Linked DNA regions of Homo sapiens: region 1 is linked to region 2. Evidence: chromatin contacts called from ENCODE Hi-C data. All regions are on one chromosome and are shown on one strand. Each heading gives the region's core, a stretch centred on a gene start or an enhancer-like site at or near the end of the contact. The rest is flanking DNA. Distances are from core to core; before and after follow the strand shown. Region 1 overlaps SYNE1 (spectrin repeat containing nuclear envelope protein 1). Region 2 overlaps PLEKHG1 (pleckstrin homology and RhoGEF domain containing G1).

Region 1 (7,480 bases), core at 295-2,794, 1.5 Mb before region 2:
TAGATAATTAAAGTACCTCTGAGCCCTTGGCTTTTTTTAAAAGTCAACATAAGAAGCTGTCATTGGTGACGCATCACTCTAATTTCTGTAAAACTGCCTTTAAGAATACTGGCTCTCGTTTTGTCAATGAATCCAGTGCAGAAAATCCACATAGCAATTTCTCTAGAGCTCAGGACTAAAAGGAAATCTGTCTTTTTAGTATTAATTCTTCAATGTTTCTTATCACAGACAACGAATTAGTAACATTTCTCATCTTAGCATCTAGGAAGGTCAAATTCAACTTGCGCACTCTGTTGTGATGATTTGGGGGCAGGGAAGTGGGTAACTGGACCTTCTAATAGAGAAAATTCTTTTTCTCTCGGCTAAACCTAAATCCCCATCACCAAGGCAAAAGCATCCTTTAGTTATTTGGCTGTTATCTTTTTGTTTTTCTCAATAGCAGCTTTTTTGGGGATATAATCCACATGCCGTATAACTCATCTATCTAAAGCATGTAATTCAGTGATTTTAGTATATTTATAAAGCTATGCATCTATTACTCCAATCAATTTTAAAACACTTTCGTCAGTCCCAAATAAAAACAGTTACCCATTAGCCGTCACTCTTTTCTTCCCTCCTCTTCCTTCCCCACTTCTCCCAGCCCTGGGAAACTACTAATCTACTTTCTGTTTCTACATGTTTACCTGTTCTGAATAGTTCATATACATAGGTCATATAATATGTGGCCTTTTGTGACTGGTTGTTTTTAATCTCTATATTTATTATAATTGCCTCAACATTTTGTAGAAGTAGAGTAAAAACAAGTAATTTTTTAAAATGATTGAACGCCTACTATATATGAAGTACTATGCTTCTTGCTATAGGGCAGAGGTTGGCAAATGTTTTCTGTAGAGGACCAGATAGTAAATATTTTTAGTTTTGTGGGCCAAATAGTCTCTGTTGCTATTAGCGTGTTATTATAGAGTGAAAGCAGCCATAGAAAAATCTGTAAATAGAAAACCATGGCAGTGCTCCCACAAAATTTTGTTTACCAAAACAGGTGGCCTGCTCTAGGGATATAAAGATGAGAAAGAAAATGGTCCCTAACCAAATAAGTGTCATAATGCAAGTACACAAGCGTTCCTCACTGCAGGGCCTCTTCCTTTCTATTCTCTCTTCCTGGGCATTCTCCTGCCTGCCCCTGGCCTGGCCAGCTCCTGATTGGTTCTTCCTGTTTTTCCTTCTCTCCAGATTAGATCAGATTCTTCTTACGGGCTCAGTAGGCTTCTCCTTCATAGCATTTCCCTGAACTATGTGAAATCTTGTGTGATCAGTCATTTTAAGCCTGTTTTCTCTGCTAAAATGTAAGTGTATCTAACCTTGATCACCATAGTAGTCCCAGCCCCTGACCTTGTTCTTTGCACATAGCAGTCACTCCCGTATTTGCTGAGTTTCTCAAATCTAAACCATAGGGTGGAAAACGTACGCACACAAATGAAAGCATACACAAAGCAAAGCATTGGCTTCGGGCTTCAGCTGCCTGAGTCATAGCGTGATTCTGCTTCACCAACTTGCTTATCTTCTCAGCACCTCGGTTACCACATGTATAAAATGAGAATCATAATAGTAGCTAGCTCAGAAGAATGATTAGTGGTTTACCACTGTATTAGTCCATTTTCATGCTGCTGATAAAGACAACTCGAGACTGGGTGATTTATAAAGAAAAACATGTTTAATGGACTCACAGTTCCACATGGCTGGGGAGGCCTCACAATTATGGTGGAAGGCGAAAGGCACATCTTACATGGTGGCAGACAGGAGAGAATGAAAGCCAGGCAAAAGGGGAAACCCCTTATAAAATCATCAGATCTCATGAGATTTATTCGCTACCACAAGAACAGTCTGGGGGAAACCACCCCCATGACTCAATTATCTCCCATCGGGTCCCTTCCACAACGCATAGGAATTGTGGGAGCTACAAGTCAAGATGAGATTTGGGTAGTGACACAGCTAAACCATATCAACCGCTAAGCATAGAATATGTTCAATAGAGGTCAGCTCTCATCCCAGAGGGAGTTCAAAGGCTGTGGAGGTAAAACACATATGCAGTGCAAGCAAGGCTTTGTGAAGTTCCTAGCAGCTGCCCTCAGGAGGACTTTCAGTTTAAAGGGTGTTCTACCCACGTTGGAGGTCAAAGGAAATGAAATTCTTGGAATTCACGGCTGGTATTACCTAAGGGTGTTTGAGTCGGAAGGTGCCTGGTAAGGATCAGGAATGCATTGATGCGATGAGCACAGAAACAGCACAGAACTAATCAAGAGGCCTGAGTTTAGTCCACCTGGTTCCTGCTGTGTGGCCCAGGTCTTACTGAGTAACTTCTCTGAGCCTCAAGTTGCTCATTTTCAAAGTGTTAATGAAACTAACTGCCACATCTCCAATGAGAAAATGCAAGGGAAAGGACTGTGTTTACTATAAAACAATGTCTATGCCAGTCTCATTCTTTTAGAAACCTGCAGAGTATTCCATAGTATAAATATACCACAACTTATCTAGGATTTTCTGTATCAATGAACATTGCCATTTTTGCTCTTTGAATAATTGTATCTTTAGAGCTTTGCCTTGTCTCATATTTAGTTCATTGGAATACATATATTATGCTAACAATAATAAGCATGAAAAAAATTTCAAATTTTTTAACTCCATGAGGTAAACTAAATAAGGTAAAAGAAATTAAACTAAGGAAATTATGACAATAAAATGTTTTGAAGACTTCAGGTTTTTTAAAATGTTAGTCATAATCAAGAAAAAAACAAAGTTGCCTATAGTGGTAGATTCATAACCAATATATTTCTTTAATCAAAGTTTAAAATATTTTCATTTCTGATTACTAAAAATACATTAATATAAGAAGAATGATTGTTTTATAAAAGAATTCACAGTACAATATCTTTAAGTACTATGTTTTCTAGAATTTATTTCTTATATAAAATGCAGTTTTCTTTAATTTTTTATTTTTTTTTTTGAGATTGGGTTTGCGCTGTCACCCAGGCTGTAGTGCACTGGTGCAGTAATGGCTCACTGCAGCCTCAGCCTCCTGGGCTCAAGCAGTCTTCCTCCCACTTCATTACCTGGGACTACAGATGCATGCCACTGTGCCTGGATAATCTTTTGATTTTTTTTTTTTTTTTTTTTTGAGATGAGGTGTCACTTTGTAACCCAGGCTGGCAGGTGTATTTCCTTTTTTTTTTTTTTTTTTTTTGAGATGGAGTCTCGCTCTGTCACCCAGGCTGGAGTGCAGTGGCGCCATCTCAGCTCACTGCAAGCTCTGCCTCCCAGGTTCACGCCATTCTCCTGCCTCAGCCTCCCGAGTAGCTGGGACTACAGGTGCCCGCCACCACGCCCAGCTAATTTTTTGTATTTTTAGTAGAGACAGGGTTTCACAGTGTTAGCCAGGATGGTCTTGATCTCCTGACCTTGTGATCCACCAACCTCAGCCTCCCAAAGTGCTGGGATTACAGGCGTGAGCCACCAATGTATTTCTTTTATTAAGAAAATGTGTTTCCTGTAGTGTTCTGTTTTAAAAACAGTCAACTCACATGACCAGAACCAGATGCTTTGTTTTATTTTAGTTACAAATCATCATGTAGTCCTTTTTGGAAAGAACTTAGCAAATTTTCATTATTTATTTAATATTTATTATTTATTTGTGTGTAGTTTTTAATCCCCTAAAGGATGTAAAGCATCCAGCATTAATCATATTTTATTGAATTATAGGAATTAATAATTTGGGGACTTATTTTCTTTAAAAGTATAAATTATTAAATTATCATCTGCTTAGTGCAGAAAGTTTGGAAACTCTTGAAATTCACAAAAGAAAAAGAGTTACCTGAAGACCCCCTGAGCAAATGAATATAGTTATTTTTTTAATTGTCTTAAAATGAAAATGTTATTTTTGTCATCTACATGATTATTTTTAAAGGACAAAAGTTTTGCATATGTAAGGGAGAATAATATTTCTTCCTTATTTTTCCTCCCCAAATAGTCTACTCAAAGATAAAGAGCATGTACTTTCCCACCTTCGCAAACAACCCCTAAAACTCTTGCATACACTACCGAGCTGGCATACTGAACCCAAAAAAGAAGGAAGTTACTCCTTTTGCTACTACCATTTGCTGTGTTTGTGGACATTTTGTTTGTTTGCAGTGGGATGATTTGTTTTCTTTAAATAGCTTTCCCAGCATAACAAACTGCCCGCAAGAAAAGTTGACTGTCCTTACAGAACAGCAGAGTGTGTGCAGCCGATGTTGTTTTTGCTGTCCTTTCTTTAGACCTGTAGCTTCCTCCTCCTTACAGATTACACTGAGCTTTTTCCCCTTCTTACACTCGTGGCCTACATTCCAGGAGATCAAGCCTGGCACATGTTAATGAATGTAGGTTTTATTTAGAAACATGACCACTTGTCACTGCCCAGTGTCATGTTATCGGGCAGAGACTACCAACATTTGTCTACAGTGAGCATTTTCATACTTCTATACACAGACAAGGGGAAACTTTCATCCCCACGCAGGATATAGCTTTTTGCTCTGCAGAGTCTAACTTTTGCAAGTGGAAGCTTCATGGTGGTGGCGGAGGACCTGAGTGCCCTGAGGATGGCAGAGGACAGCTGTGTGGATGCAGATCTCCCAGATTGTAACTGCGATGTCACAAGGCAGGCATCTTCTTGAGTTTCTTCCATTGTACATAGCTTTCATGTTACGTGGGGTTTGTAGGATAGACGCTGGAAGCCTTAATCCAGAACTGTTTTTGCCAATGTTACATGAAGAGGATTGGTGTTGGGAGATAGCTGGCCATGTGGACTCCCAAGAGTTATTCGTTGGTTTGTTTTCTAGTACCTCTACTGGGCATGCAGAGCTGGACAAAAAGGTTAATGGACTTTATTATGACTCTGTATTCCAGTTGTCTCTGGACCGTATGCGTCATACAAGGAGTATGGCTAGAGTAGAGAGGCTGAGACACAGGAAAGCGATCCAGAAAAAGACTCAGTTAGTCCATCATCTGCTATTTAAAGGATGGGCTTCTGATGAAACTGAAATTTAGCCTTAGCTGGTTCACAGCTTTGTAGTTGAAAGCTTTCCTTTCATGAAATAAAACTATTTCAGGGCTCTAGAAAATGCTGTGTGTTTGAGAAAGTTGCTTTTGTTTGTGCTTGTCAGTAAGTTTTAGTCCCTAATATGAAGCTTATAAAATATATGTGCAAAGTGTACAAATTAATGTCTAAAATAGTAATTTAGTGCATTATGCAAATGTTTAGTTCATGATTTTTTTCAGTTAGAATAAAAATATGACAGGAATTTTTTTAATATGTTTTTCTTTACTGTATCATCCCTCAGATAAATTTCTACAAATGAATAGGATTTACCCAATGGTAATTTTTGTTCTATTATATTTAGAATTTGGACTTTTTGTTTTGTTTTGGGTTATGGATATACTAAATTACTTTGAAGGAAAGTGGTGAAATATAGATACAATATATATAGATATATAAGCATATATGTGTAAGTACGTATATACATATTTATGTGTGTTTGTATATACGTGTTTCAGTGTTAAGAAGCTGGACATTTGGATTTCATAGTAGAATCCTTTTCAAGAAAGGTCAAGTGCCTGTGATACACACTGGACTGTGAAAGAACCATAAGCTGCAGGGACTTACAGATTTATCAAGCTGCTAAACTTACCCAGACATGTGACGTCTGCAAGTATCTAATTTGAATGATAATCCTGGATGCTTACCAAAAGTAATGTTGCTCAGACTTCTCACGATGATAGATAAATAAAAATACTGTGACGCTTCACCCAAAAATTATCTTTAAAGAAATAATGGAAAGAAACATGGGACATTTCTCCTAAAAAAAAGAATGATCCCTGTCCTGCAAATAAATGTCAAGTTTAATAAGCCAAGGCTTATTAATCCTACTACCCATGCCCTACAGGCTCACCTCTGCTCCCCCAGCACACATGCACACTGTATTTTGCTATTTGTAGTAAAAACACAATTTTTAAAAAAATGAAAAAGAACTGCTTAAATGTTCACCCCCGTCGACTTTACTAAATTTACACATTTGCTTGAAAGAGGAACTTGTCCCTAATGGACTATATGAACACACATTTCCATGTCATGATGCCCTTGACATATTGCATACTAACCACTCTGACTTGGAACTCATTCGATATTACAAAAGCTATCCTGTAATTTATTTTTCTAATGTAGACGGTCCTATGGAACAGTGTTTACTTGCATCCTTTTGTGCTTTGGATCTTTTGATCATATTTGTGAGTTTTGAACCAAAAAAACGAATGAATTTTAGTACTTGACAAATAGAGCACTGGCAAATGTTGAATCTAGAAGTAAAACTTAATACACACTTAATATCAAATAAAAATTTTAAAATGAAAACATGTTAATTAAATAAACACAATTCGCTTAGAATATTCATTATTAATGTTTAGCAACCACTTAAACAGTACCCAGTTTAGTGCAAAGCACTGAGTTTAGCATGGCCGGGGTAGGGAAATAGCCAAATATAGAAATTCACATTTCCAGCTTTCCAAGGAAGTTACCATGGAGGAGACCAATTAATGCATGAATAATACCAGGGAACTAAAATAAGGAAGGGAGAAAACAAGCACTCCAACCTCTAGTAAAACCCTGATGACATTACCATCCCCAAGCCTAGTAAGTGTTCAGATCCTACGAAATCTGAAGTCATGCAGGAGAGGCTGCTGAGAAGACATTCCTACAGATGTAAAAGCAGGACGGACCTCTCTGTGCTGTGTGCCATTCTTCAGGCCTCTTCCAGTGGGTTTATTGATGGTAAACTCTTCTTTCAGTCTGGGGCACTATGGCCAGAGCCATGTAAAATTCCATGTCCATGCTGTGGTCGATCAAATGCACTCCATGAGCTTTGTACCCAGTAGCCATAATAAAACTGTCATTCACTGACTGATGCCCAGATGAATTTTGTCTTAGCCATGAGAGAAATGTGAGTGAGTTGTATGTAAAAGTTCTTGGAAATAGTGTTCAAGGCCAATGCCTTGAAGTGTCTGGGGGACAGGGTACAATTTGTATTTATAAAGCTAATTGGGGAAATCTTATCTCGAGTGGAATTGTAAGTCACAATAAACATTGTAACATATTTTCATTTTCTACCAAAAGAATATATTGTGAAATATGAACATAATTTTTTAAATACACATTTTTTAAAACAATAAAAGGTAATGTTCCTGAGGGTTTTTACAAACTGAAAATGTTATTCAAATAGAAGAATTATTAATTACAATTATTAAAATATAGATATTATTAACAGCTGACCATAGTGAAAATCCTTTAAGAGCATTTATATGACAGTGCTTTGAGGAAAAATGACAAAAAGGAAAAGCGATCATGTTGTCAAATGACTACATTTTCACTTGAGAGAGACACATTGATTTATTGAAACTG
Region 2 (7,672 bases), core at 2,180-4,679:
CTCCCAGTCTACTTGCACCCTGACAGCTACACGATAAACATGATCATATGGAGTTCTTTGCTTCAATCCTTCCCATGGTCCCCATCACTATGTAGATGAGCCCAGACTCTTCAGGCCAGCCCAGGAAGCTCTTGGTCATCGGTTCCCACTCACCTGCCTGCTTCATTGTCTCATTGAAATACTAACTGCAAAATTGTTTTTCAAAATAAAAAAAAAAAAGGATAGGAACAGATTTGTTAAAGGACATAAAATTACAGCTAGACAGGATGAATAAATTCTAGTGTTCTAGATCACCAGAGGATGACTGTAATTAACAATAATACGTAGTTCCAAATAGCTAGAAGGATACTGAATATTCCAAACACAAAAAAATGATAAATGTTGCAGATGATGAACATCATTATGTATTCCATGAATATGTTCATTGTCAATTTCTTAAAAATTAAAAAAGAAAAATAGAGAAATATATAGCATTTTTAAAAATTAATGCATTAATAAGGGTTATTTGAATCCCTTAAACATACCCATCCTCTATTCTAGTGGCATATATATTGTCTTGCTATTTTAAGACAGTTCAATTTTAAAACACTGTACTCAGAGATTGGGGCCAAGCGGTTCTCAGCAGCAACAGTGAAAATTTTGTGGCTGGGTTAAAATATACTAAAGTGAATTCTTTTCACTTTCTAAGGTGAGTACAATATAAGTTAAAGCCTTCCCAAAAGAAATGGGCTTTCCAGAGGAAGTGAAGACAGAATATAAATAACATTCCCCACTCATTAAAAGAATGGTATTCAATGATGTTTACACATGTGGTTATCACTCTTTAAACTTAAGTCTAAATATACTTTTAAAGCTGTAGGTAAAGTAGTAATTTACTGAAGCCAAACCACAAAGAAATTTCAGGAATGCATCCAGGTTATATAATTCTATTCCCTGCTATATAAAGAGAATTCTAATAGCTTCTATTTTGGTCATCTATTCACCAGTTTTGACTTAGAACTGATTTTTGGAACATAAAATAATTTGAGAAATTAAGTTTCAGTTTAATTAAGTTTTTAGGTAAGAGGCAGAAATGTAAGCTCCCCACCACTGAACAGCAATTGTTACACAAGGGGTACCTGGCAAGGGGGCTTCTACCTGCCCCCAGAACTCTCCATCCTCTCCCTCTCATGTTTGGGAATTTTCTTGTCCTCTTGACACCTTTATTTACCTTCATTTCAGAAATTCTACACTAGCAGGAGTGACCCTGGCAAGAGAGGGAGGGGCAATGAGAAGAAAGGTTCAAGCAAGGGTCAATGAATGTTAGGAAAAAATCAGCTTCTGGCTGAGTGGTAGGGGGAGGGGTGGTGTTCCAGAACCTTCTGTGTACTTGAGGTGGAAGGAGGGCAATTGGACTAGCTTTTACAGAAGACTTGGGAGATGGAAGGAAACACATTAAAAAACGACATGAGAGCACAGGAGGTAGGAAAGACTAAATTATTCCAGGGAGCCATAAGACACCTAACTTAGCCGGAGCTGCGGCCTTGGTGGAAAACAGAAATACATTCTATCTAAAATTTAATAAATTCAGTATGTGCTTCTGATGCTGGAAAATAAAAATTCTAAGCAATCCAAGAAGATCATCTTTGAAGAACAATACCTTCTTAAGGGCCAGGGCAATATCCATAGATATTCACTCTCCTTTCCTGGAAAGAATAACAAGAATGAGAAAGCGCTCAGATTTTAAACAAGTAAGTGCCAAAATATAAATCTAATGGACTAAATGATAGCATTTATATGGCTAAGCCCTCATTCAGTAGGCTGGAAAATTTAAGCCAAGGAAATCTCTAATACATACAATAAAAAACAAAGAGAAGGAAAATAATAAAGAATCGCTTTCAAGAGGCCTAAAATCCACCTACTCGATTTCTAGGTGAAGATACATTAATATTAGTGGGGAGAAAATATCCTAAGCTAGAGAAGACTTCAGATAGTAAAGCTCAAAAATAAAAGGACCGATGACAAAAAGATAGTGGTGAAATTTTAGAACTAAGGATAAAGCAAAAAGTCCTATATGGTTCAAAGAGGTAAAAAGACACACACACACTCACACACACAATCAACTATGTCGTAAGTCTAACATCAGACTTATTGGCTACACTAGATTGTAGGTATCAGAGGTGCAATGCCTTCAAAGTTCAGAAACAATAATTTTGAATCTAGACTGAAATAATCAAGTGTGAAAGCAAAATCAGACATTTTCAAACATGCAATAACAGTGCTTACCATCTATGCATATTATACATCAAAAGTTACTCAAAGGGAGGAGCCTACCAAATGAAAAAAGGAATCTAAGGAAGAGGATGACATGAAATTAAAAAAGTAAAAAAAAAAACCCAAAAACAAACAAACAAACAAAAAACAGTAAAAGCTAAATATAACCCCAAAGCAGAGAAATGTCTATAAAGAAGTGAAGCTACTGGGAAAATCTCCTTCAAGTGGCAAAATTTCATGACCCACGATGGGAGTTCTTTCTCTATGGATCTAATTCTATTACTCGGCTCCGCAGTGAATAATATTTGCATAATGGCTTTAGGTTTTCAGAAGCCACTCAGAGACAAAACAAAAAACATATTCATAGTTTGGCTATAGAAATAAGAAATAAGTGTATTAACTGTGACACTGTAATAGGCAGAGTCTAGCTAATTGGGAGGTCATGAGTAGGGTGACAGACCCTCTTGGGACCAAGGGGGTTCCCGCATATGGGACTTTCAGAGCTAAAACTGGGAAAGTCCTGTGTAAACCAGGACTAGTTTGACATCTTAGTCATAGGGTAGAAGAAATGAATAAAGGATGCTAATGTCATTTTTCAGACCAAGGTTCAATAGATGCTTTAGAAAAGAAATAAGTTGGAGACAAGACAAATATAGCAACTGTTAGCAGTGACTGTACTTGAGGAATAAGTTTTTTATATTTGATTTCACCCTTTCCAAACTTTAGATTTTTAAAACAATACATCCACTTAGAGCACAATGGGTCAACTCTTATTCACAAGGTATCTAACTTCTAACAGAGAATATTTCAAAATGAGAACAACCTAGAACTCCAAACATGTGAAGCCAACTAAAAATAATTAAATAAGAGATTTTTATCTAAACTCTGATATGAAAGCAAGGGTATAAACAAACCAAGGAAAGGAAGGTCTGCTCTCCTGTCCAGGGGCCATGTCTGTACTCTTGTGAAGGATGAATGATCACAGAAAAGGACAAGAAGAAGACCCTAGTGAACCAAAAAACAGAAAAAAAAAAGGGACCAACTGAGCCACGTTAATTACAGTAATAAGCCATTTATATTCCACATTGCCACCACAGCTACTGCTGGAGAAACCAGAGTTCATCCACGTCAGAACGGCTCAAAAGACACAATGCTGTTTCTCTCTCCCTCTCAAAAGGTGTGGCTGTGTGTGTCATGTGTTACACTAGCTTTTTTTTTTAAAAAAAGTCATGAGTTACATACAATGATCTGGCCATTTTATGGCAAAACTGTTACTTATAGAAAAAATTCAAAATAGAGGTCTTTTCATGAGCATTAATACTTTGAAGTTTGTGTAATGACCCTGAAGAGGTATCTATAGATACAATGTTTTTTTCTTTAGAGAAAACTCAAGTCTTAGGTATGCTGACTCCACAGTTATTTGCACAGGAAGCCATTAACTTATCTGCAAATAGTAACTCACCATAAAGATAATAATTGTTTCATACCCTTCAACTCAAAAATGCCTCTGTTAACACCCAAAAGATACAATATTTATTTTAAATTCAAAATACAAAAAGCCCATAGTCCTGCTTTCTGTAAGCCACTAGTTACCAAGCATATAATCAACACCCATTATGAGTGTTGTACAGTGCATGAAACCAGGGGCCTTAATATATTTAACTGCTTGACGAGTCCTGGCCAGATCACTGCAATTCTATCAGGTTTCGTTTTTTTAAGATACACAGTGTTTTAAAAACATACCTGAAATCAGGATGTAGCTTATAATTAACATGAACATTTAACAGTTTATTTATGCTCCCTGAAAAGTTGTTAAATCAATTATCTTAAAAATCCAGAGTCTAGCAACTAAGAAAACCAAAAAATGCCACATACACAGCTCACTGGAAATGCATGTGATAATAACTAATATAATTGAACTTATGAAAATAATGTTTTATAAATGTGGCTCCAGGTAAGCTCAGATATTGTCCTATAAGTGAAGACAGCTGAGATTAGAAACATTAAGAAGAACAAAATTAGCTCAAAGTAGATGCTTGTTTCCCAATTGTTTTTAATTACAAATTACACTTAGTGTATCCACAAATTCCAAAACAAGAAACAACAGAACTACACTCCTAAAATGTCCACTCATGACTTTTCTATTTTTCATTTTAATTAGAAGACTATTAAGATTCCCATTCATTATCTCGGGGCATTAAAAACATTTCAATGTCATTTATCAAGAGCAAAATTTGCAGCACAGTCTCCACAACTCCAAAAACAAAATTTAAAAAGAAAAAAAGTCTGTGAAAGCTGCAATTTACTTGCTTGCCAGGAGGCTAATTGGAATGTGCTGGAGTAAAGGTAATGAAATGATGTAAAACATTTGTGTGAAAGTCAAAGCATTCTGTGATAAGCCCGTGAAGGGTAGGAACCATATCTGTCCCTCATTTTCATTTCCTTTGGTTCCTGGTGATAGCTCTATTGAATATTCAAATTAAACAGGTTTGAGAACTAATTATTTTTCCAGAAAAAGAGTCCCTTAACTACTTCAACACCTGGATTGTTTTAAGTTTCTACATCCCCCAAAAATGCTCCCAACTCTTCTTGGAAGAATAACATCCTGTAAATTCCTACCCACTCCTACTCTGAGGTCGGCTACAAACCACAGCCTTGTAACTTTTAGGCAAAGATGCTGGTGTCTGTATGAATCCACAAGCATGAAAATGATGACGTATCTCCAAGCATTTGTTCTGTTCTCTACAAAATCAAGATTTATTGTTCAATTGTTTTATTACTTCATTACTTTAATGGGTTTTCTTCCAGAATTAGGCTTAAAGCCTGGAATTGAAAATTAAATTTTTCCATATGTCTGAATTTAAACCATTGGCTCTAATAATGGGGAATCTATTTTTTCTTTCAGTTGAAATATTTTAGATGTTTATTTTTATTCACTTAATTCTTTACAAAAAATGCTTTATCCCAAAGCTGAGTTTCTGACCTCTATGCACTTTTCAAGTTAGTCTTGAGTGTGGTTTTCTTGTGGAAGTCAGTGTGGCACTGGATAACATACTGAGGGCATACTATGTGCCTCCTGAGCTTCCCATCCTTTTTCTCCCCAACTACTGCTTTAAAATTTCTCCAACTCCATCAAGCTCTCCTAGCCTACCCTAGGCCACATATTTTACTACATTCTCATATTATTTTCTACCTCCCATGTGGCTGCTTGATCACAGTTCTTTTTTTTTTCTTCTTCCTCTTTTTTTCTTTTTTTTTTTTGGGGGGGAGATCGAGTTTTGCTCTTGTTGGCCAGGCTGGAGTGCAATGGCTCGATCTCAGCTCACTGCAACCTCTGCCTCCTGGGTTCAAGTGATTCTCCTGCCTCAGCCTCCAGAGTAGCTGGGATTACAGGCACCTGCCACCACGCCCGGATTTTTTTTTGTTGTTGTTAGTAGAGACGGGGTTTCTCTATGTAGGTCAGGCTGGTCTCCAACTCCTGATCTCAGGTGATTCGCCTGCCTCGGCCTCCCAAAGTGCTGGGATTACAGGCCTGAGCCACCACGCCCAGCCTCAACTTCACTCTTTTTCCCCTCCTCCCTCAGGTACAGAAAAGGGACAGTCAGAACTGTGGAGGGGCAACCTGGTCACCAGCACTCTCCATCTCGGCCATTCACTGCTGCCTCCCATACATCCAAACTCACCCTCTGCACTGACTCTCAGCCTCCACGGAGGATGATACAATGGATCATTCCTAACAAGCTTCCCCTTTAGAGCCTACGCTCCCTCTCTCCTCCCCTCGGCCATTAGTATCTTCTGCCTCAACCAAATTGGTTTAGAATCACTGTTTCTGACCCTCTCCTTCCTCATCTCTGACCCCAGTCAGGCTTCTACCCTCTGCACCACCTCTGAGATGACTAAGGCCCCCATCGTCAGAGGCCCCTGCATCTTTATCTGCAGCTGCAGCCAAAGCCTCCAGACTTATGTTTCCCAGTGCCCAGAGAGCAGCTCCATGACAGGCTCTTGGCTAACCCTGCCCCAGCTAAAGCTCTGCACTCTGCCTGATTCCCACCAGCTTCACCTGCGACTCGGATAAGTCTCAGGATGCACAGGCCAGCAATACTGAGCTGCCTGGAATCAGCTCTGCCCAGACTCCCGCTTCCCTGCTGCCCTGGACTGGGGTCCTGCTCCCTGCTCTGCCTGCCAGGTCCTTCCAACCCATCTTTACCTGGTGACTCCTCTCACCCTGCGAGACCCACTTCCAGCATTCATGACTTCCGTCAGGACGGCATCCCTGAGCCGGCACTTCCAGATGACACTGTTGCCCTCCGATTAGACCTGTGGTTTCCTCAAGTGCAGAAATTGGGTCTCATCTTTGAAACCCAAGACCCACTGTCATTATTCAAAAATGTTTAACTGAATGATGAGTCCTCAAAGGAGAGCAAATCTGTTATTTGGTTGCTCCCAGACGTAAAGTGTGCTTTCAGCTTAGTAAAAGTAAACAAATGGGGCTTTTAAGAAAGCACTGCATAAGGTATTTTCACAGAACAGTTTTAAAAGCGAAACTACAGAAGTCATTAGCAAAATATCAGCTAAGTTAGAAAGGGGAAATTCAAATGAAATCATACTAGACATATATGCAAATTTTAGTCTTTGATCCTCAAGCTCGTTTCCCCAGAAACTTTTTGGCAAATTAAACCAGCGATTAGTGACATGTATCATTTCACGGCAGAAGGTCTTATAAAGTATTCTTTAAAACATCACTTGAAGTTAAAGTTCTCCTCAATTACCCATTCCTTGTCTTTTAACTATCAGTATCCTGTCACCAAGACTGCCCATGTAAGAATAGATGTTTGTGAAATTATTCTCTCCTTTGTTTTTTGCTCCTGAATAATGGCCCTAGGACATTTGTTACCAGCCTGCATGTGTTCCTGCCATCCTGTTGAGAACAGGGCATGGAGGAAGCGGGAGAGGCCAGGTAGAGGGGTATGGCCAATGCAGGCAACACTCGCCTGGGGGCCTCTCCAACCTGCCCACCTTGCCCAGGACCAAGGCCCAGGCCACCAAGTCTGACTGTCCTCCATAGACACCCAAGGCCCTGAGAGCAGCCCTAGGTGTGTCCGGTTGGCCAAGGCCGATGATAAAAGCAGACAAAAAGACAAACTTTGGAAGAAATCTTTACATTTACTTTTCAAGTTATAAAAATCACAACTCCCTACTGTTAAAAAAAGTCCAGAGAATAAAGAAAAGCAAGGAAAAACCATCACTTGTAAGCCAGAGACAATCGTGGCCCATACCCTGGTGATTTCTTCCAGCTTTGCTTGTGTGTTTATAATAGAGAATGGAGATTAAACAATTTCGTGTACTCTGACCTTTTCCTTTTTTCACTGAACATTACGACATGCACATTTTTAGGAGCAAATTTTAAACTGTTGACCTT

The links. A loop is a pair of places that touch in the nucleus more often than their neighbours do. Pooled maps may share reads with other maps.
Region 1: a loop to region 2 is called in a pooled map, with 4 times the contacts of the local background. The contact joins two enhancer-like sites. A Hi-C loop is called at or near these places in 2 of 37 single-sample maps with no recorded cell type and 2 of 50 pooled maps.

The regions. Positions count from the first base shown.
Region 1 is chr6:152,165,320-152,172,799 of GRCh38, reverse strand. The region is part of intron 130 of SYNE1 (spectrin repeat containing nuclear envelope protein 1); the gene reads left to right. Among named protein-coding and RNA genes, the nearest start is that of SYNE1-AS1, 210 kb to the left of the region's middle. RefSeq lists a silencer at 1,479-1,679. Within about 2 kb of position 1,544, at least 6 of the 41 ENCODE cell types and tissues checked have a DNase peak (open chromatin) inside an H3K27ac peak, as active enhancers do.
Region 2 is chr6:150,632,093-150,639,764 of GRCh38, reverse strand. All of the region lies in intron 1 of PLEKHG1 (pleckstrin homology and RhoGEF domain containing G1), which reads right to left. Among named protein-coding and RNA genes, the nearest start is that of PLEKHG1, 36 kb to the right of the region's middle. RefSeq lists enhancers at 2,652-2,871, 6,237-6,286, 6,317-6,446. Within about 2 kb of position 3,429, at least 4 of the 41 ENCODE cell types and tissues checked have a DNase peak (open chromatin) inside an H3K27ac peak, as active enhancers do.